Linked DNA regions of Homo sapiens: region 1 is linked to region 2. Evidence: chromatin contacts called from ENCODE Hi-C or POLR2A ChIA-PET data. All regions are on one chromosome and are shown on one strand. Each heading gives the region's core, a stretch centred on a gene start or an enhancer-like site at or near the end of the contact. The rest is flanking DNA. Distances are from core to core; before and after follow the strand shown. Region 1 overlaps CDH13 (cadherin 13). Region 2 overlaps CDH13 (cadherin 13).

The links. Hi-C counts contacts between places; a loop is a spot of excess contacts on that map. ChIA-PET counts read pairs that join two places held with the same protein, here RNA polymerase II (POLR2A). Pooled maps may share reads with other maps.
Region 1: a map of mucosa of descending colon shows a loop between it and region 2 (3-fold over the local background). The contact joins two enhancer-like sites. A Hi-C loop is called at or near these places in 1 of 168 maps with a recorded cell type or tissue (mucosa of descending colon) and 1 of 50 pooled maps. POLR2A ChIA-PET finds 5 or more read pairs at or near these places in 2 of 52 experiments (PC-3 and activated naive CD4-positive, alpha-beta T cell).

The regions. Positions count from the first base shown.
Region 1 is chr16:82,993,787-82,997,784 of GRCh38, forward strand. The region is part of intron 2 of CDH13 (cadherin 13); the gene reads left to right. Among named protein-coding and RNA genes, the nearest start is that of MIR8058, 310 kb to the left of the region's middle. Within about 2 kb of position 2,556, at least 5 of the 41 ENCODE cell types and tissues checked have a DNase peak (open chromatin) inside an H3K27ac peak, as active enhancers do.
Region 2 is chr16:82,780,944-82,785,461 of GRCh38, forward strand. The region is part of intron 1 of CDH13 (cadherin 13); the gene reads left to right. The region is part of intron 1 of LOC101928446 (a long non-coding RNA gene); the gene reads left to right. Among named protein-coding and RNA genes, the nearest start is that of MIR8058, 94 kb to the left of the region's middle. Within about 2 kb of position 1,911, at least 7 of the 41 ENCODE cell types and tissues checked have a DNase peak (open chromatin) inside an H3K27ac peak, as active enhancers do.

The DNA of each region.
Region 1 (3,998 bases), core at 1,306-3,805, 210 kb after region 2:
ATCTAACAAGCAGGTTTTCCTGAAACGTCATTTTGACAGGGTTATAGTCAGGTGGAATCTCTTAACTGCAGTGGTCACCTGGTGCTTCGTTCTTTGGTGCACAGAGAGGGGGCTGCAGAGGATTAACATGGAAGAAGCAAGCACTCCCCCTCCGTTGTTACCCCTCCCTGCAAGATCCTGAAGCCCTGATTCTTTCCCCATCATTATATCCCTTTTCAGGAACGGAAATGTCTTCTGCAGAGCCAGCCCATTCCCTCTGGTGCTGGTCTCAGGGGAAGTACAGCATCTGGCTCCCACCCTCCATCTAATTACCCATCTGTTTGTGGGGAGGGAAGGGATGTTCTATTCCCCTTCTCTTCCCAAACATTTTAATGTGCTGATGCATGAAGACGACAGCAGCTGCACCTCAGAACCCATCCTTTGTGCATCACACTCACTGGCTTAGCTTTTCTGTTCAGTTCTTGGATGGGCCTCTTTATAGCTAGAGACCCACGTCTCTAACTCCTCCTCATCCTGACTTAGTACAACCCTGGCCCTTGCATTAGACTGCTCCAGATTCCATGTTGCTCTCTGATTCAGCATCATCAAGCCTCAGCGGGGTGCCTGAGACCCCCTACCTTTAGGGAGGGGCAGGGATTTCCCTGCTCTGCTCTTGGCCTAGGGCTTCTATCAGCTCCAGCAAAGAGACCATGGAGAGCGTAGCCTTTCATCGTAATCTCCCAACCTTTACTCAGCTAATGGCCCCTTTGGTTATTTCTCTCTCACTCTGGAAGCCATGTTTAGAAAGAGCTGATATACTGAACAAATTGCACTTAATAAATATTCACTTATTTTCCCTCTTTTTAAAAATTAATCAAGTTCTTTGTAAGGAAGAAAAACGTATTAGTCTTTGACAAATGAAACTACCAATCTCCATTGATACCTACGTTGATAGTATTCAAGCCCCAAACAAACACTTCTTAGCTGGCTCAGATGATCTGGTTAAGGGGAACTTTGTCAGTTTAGTTCAGCTTTGTGAAATACTGAAGGATTTCAGACCACTATTAATACCTGAGTAAAGTGGTTAAGAGAATAACTTTGGACATAGAGACAGATGGGTTTCATTTGGCCACATACTAGCTACATGACCTCGGGCAAGTTTCTGAACTTGATGCGGCTCCATTTCTTCATGGGTAAAATTGGGGTAATTATACTATTGATCCTGTAGGATTATCCTGAAGATAGAATGCATAATGTTTACAAAGCACTTGGTACAAAGAGGCATAAAGCAAGAAGTGAGTAAATGTTAACTGCTGCTATCTTTATTCCCGTCATTTTAATCATCACTATCAATTATCATCACAACCCAAGTGGCTCAGGGATGGAGAGACCCCAACTAGGACCCTCTCTCCATTCTAGGGGAAACATTTATTCAACTCAACTGTGGCCAGAACTCATAGTGAATCTCGCTATAGTCATCCTCCGTTTTGCAACAGCAGATTTTGCTGGGCTCGTGGTCACTCAGCTAAAGACTACTTTCTCCAGCCACCTTGCATCTAGGTATGACCATGGAACTGGGTGATGGCCACTAAGACATGAGTGAGCGTGATGTTAGCACATTAATCCATGCCTTTGAAAGGCAAGAAGTCTATTTTCCCTTCCTGTTTTTCCCTTCTTCAGCTGAAACGCAAACGTGGTGGTGAATCATCTTGAATTAAGCTGAAAAGGGTAACATGGAAGAGATGGCATGGCAACAGGATGCATCCCCAATACCATCAAGCCACCATTCCAATTCTGGACTGCCAACCTAGACTCTTAAATAAGGGAGAAAAAAAGTCCTTTTTGCTTTAAACTACTGAATCTGATATCACCTATTATAACACCATGGTGTATCGTAAAAACACACCAAACAACTATTTTCAAAATAGATGTGATACTTCTCCCCAGTTATACAACTTCTGGAAGCAGGAAGCCACTGCATTCCCCCACCCAGCTTGTCATGGTTTACTTCTGATTGGATATAACTAGATGATAACAGGGATCACGCTGCATCCATTGAGGAGAAAGATGATTCAACCCTCTCGCGGGCTGCTGGGGAATCGATATCGTTTAATTATGAGAAAGTAAACTGTGTTTACATTTTACACAGTGGCAAGAGGAAGGTCAAATCACAATCCTCATACCCTTTATCAAAACCATGCATCGCTGTTTGTCAAGTGAGATTCAAAATGGGATGAACTTGGAGAGTTGCCATCTTCCTGTTTTCTCCCTTGTTTGTTCATATGGCTGTGCTTTACAAGATTAAAAGGCTTACCGGGCAAAAGCATAGCAGAAGGAAGTAAAACCTTCGGGCAGATGAAATAATTCTTCCATTTTAGGAAAAAAAGGCAATTAGTTATTTGAGGTTTTCTGGGTGGGGCAGTGAGTAGAAGGTCATTATGTTCCTTTCCTGTTGTATATCGAAAATCAGTTGAGAAGTAATGAAAATGGTAAGAAAAAGAAAAAAAAAGAGTAAACCCTCTTCCTCTCCCAGTGGCCTCTACCCCATGACTCATCAGCTTCCTGAACTGGAACAACACTGAGCTTTATGACTACAGAAATGTCAGCTCTGAGCACAGTGCATACTTCTTTGTGTGAAGATCTTAGGCGGTTGTGCAAAAGCCAGCCCAGGACCCAGCATGGTCCTGCTTTATCTCTCTGCCGGGCTAGTCTCCATGTTCATTAGAAATGTGTGATTTCTTGACAAGCACTCTTTGGATTTGCTGCAGAGTCAGGTGATACATTGAAATCAGCAAAAACATTAATGATAGCAACAACAAAAACGACCTTGTTTAAGTTTTACGCCTTATAAGGGGGCAATGTTAGCCTTGTAATAAAAATGAGGTAACTGCAACTTGGAAATATTAGGAAATTTATTTAGGATATCTTAGAAAATCATAATGAGAGTGATGATGATGATGATGGTAGTGATGATGATTATGGTAATGATAACTATAGTGATGGTGATGACGATGGTGATGGTGGGGGTAATGGTGATGGTGATGGTGGTGATGATGATAGTGATGGTGATGGTGGTGATAGTAATGATTACGGTGGTGGTGATGATGATTCTAGTGATGGTGATGCTGATGGCGGTGATGGTGATGTTGATTATTATGGTAATGATAATTACGATGGTGTTGTTGATGATGGTGGTGGTGGTGGTAATGATGATGGTGATGGTGGTGATGATGATGATAGTGATGGTGATGGTGATGATGGTGATGGTGGTGATGATGATGATGATGATAGTGATGGTGATGGTGGTGATGGTAATGACGGTGGTGATGATGGTGATGGTAGTGGTGGTGATGCTGATGGTGGTGATGGTGGTGATGATGGTGATGATGGTGATGATAGTGATGGTGATGATGGTGGTGATGTTGATGGTAGTGATGATGATAATGATGGTAATGGGTGGTAAAGATGATAATGCCTTACTCTAGGCTAGATATTGTGCTAAATATTTCACTGACAAGCAAATGTGTAAACTCACAGTGCTCAGTATTGTGATTGACCCTAATACGTTTTCACTAATTGTTGGCTTCAGGGCTAGGACTAGAGTGAGGTGAATGAGGTACTCTCTTTGGGTCCAAATTTAAAGGGATACGAAAAATCTCAGTAATTAAAGTAAATAATATTTAATGCAATATTTTATAAAAATAAAAATTAGTGCAAAAATCCATGGTAAACAAAATGTCAACATTTTAAATAAAGGTTCTGTACATGCACAATATATTCTATTTACCTTCCCCTAATCCCACCCAGTTGTCTCAGCTAATGGCAATCTTATTTTATACTTGATGAAACAAGCCTGAGCCCAGGTTGTTCTTATCCCTGTTCTATAGGTGAAAATACTGGGCACAAGAGATTTTTCCACAATCACATAGCTAATATATGGAAAAGCTGGGATTTGAGCTCAGCTATATCTAACATAGAAGTTCAGCAGTCTATCTGGCTTCTAAGGTAAGTTTCTGTCA
Region 2 (4,518 bases), core at 661-3,160:
GAAATCACTGTGACTTTGAATCAGGGTCACATTTGGGGTAGCTGTCCTCTTCTCCTGCTGTCTGGAGAGACTGTGAGGTTGCCTGAAAGGCAGTGGGATTTAGGCTTGACTTCCTTATTTCCCTAGGCATTGATTTTTTTTAAGTGTATCTTCTGAAGTTTGCCTCTAGGTTCACTTGAGGTATCATTTCTGAAGAATAAAAGTGGCAGTTTTAATATGCAGGCAATTTTTTAAAACAATGAAATAGAGATGTGATTATTGCCAGGGCAAGGCTGTTTAGTTGCCACAGGGAAACATTATACCAATTGGCCTATAGCTTGAAATTACAGCATTCTCTATATTCGTCCAGCTTTAGGGAAATGCAGACCACAAGGGTCCTGCCTACCGTTCTGCTTGCTGGTGGTTCAGGTTTTGTGAACTTATACAAGGGCTTGGTATTTGAATGCTATCTTAATGAGAATAAGCTTTTTTGTTGTGTACATTGGCAACTTGATGGCTAAGGTCATTCTCCATCCATTTGTCTAGCTACCCACACACCTATACATCCATCTACCCATCTGTCCACCCACTCACCCATCTATTCACCTATCCATCCACCCAGCTATTTATCTATCATCCATCCATCCACCCACCTACCCACTTATTCACCAATCCACCTATTAATCTATCCATCTACCCATCCATTCAGCTATTCATCTACCTATCAGTCCATCTATCTATTCAACCTTTCACATATCCACCCACTTACCTCCCCTCTCATCCATCAATATAGCCTTGTATCCATCCACGTAACCACTCATCCTTAAACAAAAATCAGTTGGCAAAACTGTAAGCATTGGTAATAAAGAGACATATAAGTCGCAGTTCTGTCCTTAAAGAGCTTAGGATCTAGTACGGGAGTATATGTAAACCAAAAATTACACAACAGTGTGCTCAGTGCACCTACAGAGAACTGTGCCGTGTTGCTGTGGGAACTCTAAAGAAAGAATGGTTTACTGTGTCTGAAGGATTCAAAGAAGGAGGCACACATGTGAACCTAAATGTCATATGTGGTAAAAGAGGAAGTAACCAGCCAGGGGTGAGGAACACAACAGCAGGAAATTAAGTAGCTGATGAATATTCAGACTTGAAGTTCCTCCTAAAGTGCCCATTTGTTGTTTGGTAGAAATATGGATATGTAGGAGGGGGCCTCTACCAGGGTGCAGAACATATGGTGGTATTATTAGGGCACCAGGCAGGAGCTGAAGTAGGGGCTCAGAAAGCCAATCACAAGAACCAGGATTCAGGGTGGGCCTGTGGTTTTGAATGGAAGAAAGGAGAAAAGAGTAAACAAATGGGCTGGGCACAATGGCTCACGCCTGTAATCCCAGCACTTTGGGAGGCTGAGGTGGGTGGATCACGAGGTCAGGAGTTGGAGACCAGCCTGGCCAACATGGTGAAACTCTGTCTTTACTAAAAATACAAACATTAGCCAGGCAAGTGCCTGTAATCCTAGCTACTGGGGAGGCTGAGGCAGGAGAGTCACTTGAACTCGGGAGGCGGAGGTTGCAGTGAGCCAAGATCGTACCACTGCACTCCAGCCTGGGCGACAGTGCCAGACTCCATCTCAAAAAAAAAAAAAAATAATAATAAACAAATGGATGCATGAACAAGTGCATAATAGGTAGATAAATACACCTTAGGAGACAGATCAAAATGCAGACTTGAATTTAATTGGCACAGACACTTAATTATGCATCTTGACATCTTTGACCAAAAACAAAATGCCAAGAACAAAAGCAGCTTCACGACCAAGCACATGCTGGAATCCGGCCTTCTGTCTGCCTTACTCCCGCTGCTGGTGAAGCTGCAGGAATCCTGACAGGAGCAGGCTGCCTTTCAGCTCCAAGTTCCTGGCACTAAGTTCTGCGCAGGGGCCTGGGCGAGGTCTTTATGACTTTCCAGAGGCTTCCAGGTCTCTATTGAAATGCAACAGCTGTTACTAGGGGCAACTCTACTTCCCAAACAAGAACATAGACTTTGTGGAGCTTTCCCAGGTGCTGTGAACCCAGCATTGCCAAACAATGCCTGGGACCCACAGCGTCTCCTTCCCCCATGGAGTTTAAATAGATTGGAAGCAAATGCTTGTTGACAACAGGTGTGGCTCAATGTGAGCAAACGTTCCATTCCGTTATTGCAGGGTTGGCACCGAGGGACATTTCCTGTGAAAGAAACAGGCTTCCAGGAGCATGGGCAATCCATACTCATAGCCAGACCTGCTCAGCTCCTCCCCTTCAGGGCCAAAGACCGCAAAGCTCCGTGAACAGGTGCTCCTAATAAATGCAGAGTTTTCCATAGCCCAAGCAAGGCTAGCAGGGAGGGGAGGGGTCCCTGGCCACAAAGCTCCAACCAGCCAACTGATCAGGCTTTCTGCGATGATGGAAGTGGCTGCATCATCATTAACTCAGCTAGATTAACCTGTTCAGCAGAAGCTTGCAGAGCTGCGTGAGCCTGCCTTCCACTCAGCTTGAATTAAAGAGATTGGGCTGCAAGGACACAGAGAGGTGAGCCCCAGGAGGTGGGGTCCCAGTCCTGAGATTAGTGACAGCAGCCCTGAGGATGTAGAGAAAAACTTCTTACTCCTTTGAAAAATGTGTGCAGTGATTCTTTTCCTCCCTGAGCTGTCTTGGAGCCAAAGTAAGTTCTTCACGGAACTAAATGGAGTTGCTTGTTCAATGAGATTCTAATTTCAGTGAGAGGACTTCTCGGCTACATATGTATTGCTTTGGGAAGTCCTCCCTTCCGAGGCAAGGGCTTCTCCACACCTAGGATTTGATGTAGAATTACTAGGGCAGTATGTAAGGACAGAGAAAGAACAGAGGCAGCGGCAGGCTTCTGACAAGGGAATACTGGTAATCAGGCTCTCTGCATAATTTTTGGAGATTTGGAGATGGAGTTAGTGGAGGGAAAGAAAGAAACGGATATAATTAGAAAAAGAAAAAAATACTAATGTCTTCACAATACTTAATGTTAGAAATTCAATTTGTTTTTTTCTTCTACCTCCGCAGGCTCTACATGTTCCTGGAGGTGTGTGTGGCTGGGCAATTATCCTTTTTCACTCTTGCCCAGTGCTTGTTTTGAATGCAAATGTATTAGTTCAGATGGGCCAAGTTGCAGTAAAAGAAATCCACCCCCAAATTTCGGTGGTTTAACAGAACAGATGTTCTTATCCTGCTTACCCAACAGCTCTAGTGGGTGTTTCTTCTATGAAGCTGCTCAGAAACTCAGGCTGATGGGTGACCCTGCCATTTTCAACATCTGGTCTTCAAAGTGACCTTAGACGTTGACATCCCTGTCGGCCAGAATGCAGAAGTATCACGGCGCAGCATGTGGGAGAGGTTCTTATGGACTGTGCCTGGAAGTGGCAGACATTGTCCCCATCACTTGGTCAAATGACCACACCTACCAGCAAGGGCAATGAGGAAATGTGGTCCAGCTGTGTGTGTACAGGAAGAAGGGACAGCGAATGCTCTCCCCCACACCCTGCTTTCAGGGTTTATCCTTGTCATTTATTGAGGGCCTGCTATGTGCCCTACATTGTCCTAGGAGCTGAGGATACAGCTGTCCACAGAATACCCACGGTCCTTGCCCACACATGGTTAGAACCTAGTGAGGGAAGAAGAAGAATTAATACCTCTTTATAAAATTAATTAATTACACTTTGGATAAGGGTCATAGGGGAAAACTTCAGGGCACCATGAGAGCTGGTAACTCTCTCTATGGTGAGGTGAAGGGGAAGTAGAGGAGGTTTCTGGGAAACAGTGACATTCAAACTGGCAAAAAGAAAGCAAAACAGACTTAACCAGGCAGATGCACAGCAGGGTGGCATTTTAGGAAGTGGGACCAGCAGCTGAAAAGTCCTTAGGCAGAAAATAATTTCAAACATTTTAGACCCTTCCTCCAAAGGGCAGCGAGGCTGATGCACATTGAAGAGGCCAGAGAGCGCCTTGAAATGAGACAGAAGAGCTGCTCCGGGCTGAGATGGAAGTCATCTTCCTGGACTCAGACAGTTAGGGCTACTCCTTAGCAGTAGTGGGGGCCCGCTCATGGGTGTAAGAAAGAATGTAGCATGATCAGCTGTGCTTGTCAAAAATCTGCTCTGCCTGATGAAGTCTGAAGGAGGGAGGGTACTGCAGTCTTTCAGGGGAGAGACGGGGGCTTGCGTTCGGGGCTGGCAGTTGAAACGGAGAGACATAAGATAGATTGTTGAAATAGGAAGGGGAAGACATGAGACTCTCTTATGTCTAAATGTCTAACATGGGTTGGAAAGGCTGCCCACCAGTCCCAGGTATGCAGGCTTGGCACTTGGCTCATTTGAAAGAGAGACAACTAAGCCATAACTGGTTTATCCTTTTCCTCTGCAGTTTTATGGCCTTCTTGACTTCAGGCCTATTTAATAAAATGCAGCTCTTTAAAATGGATGTTCAGTGGAGCTCAAATTCACCCTCAATGTGCACTTCTGCGGACTTTGATTAGTAT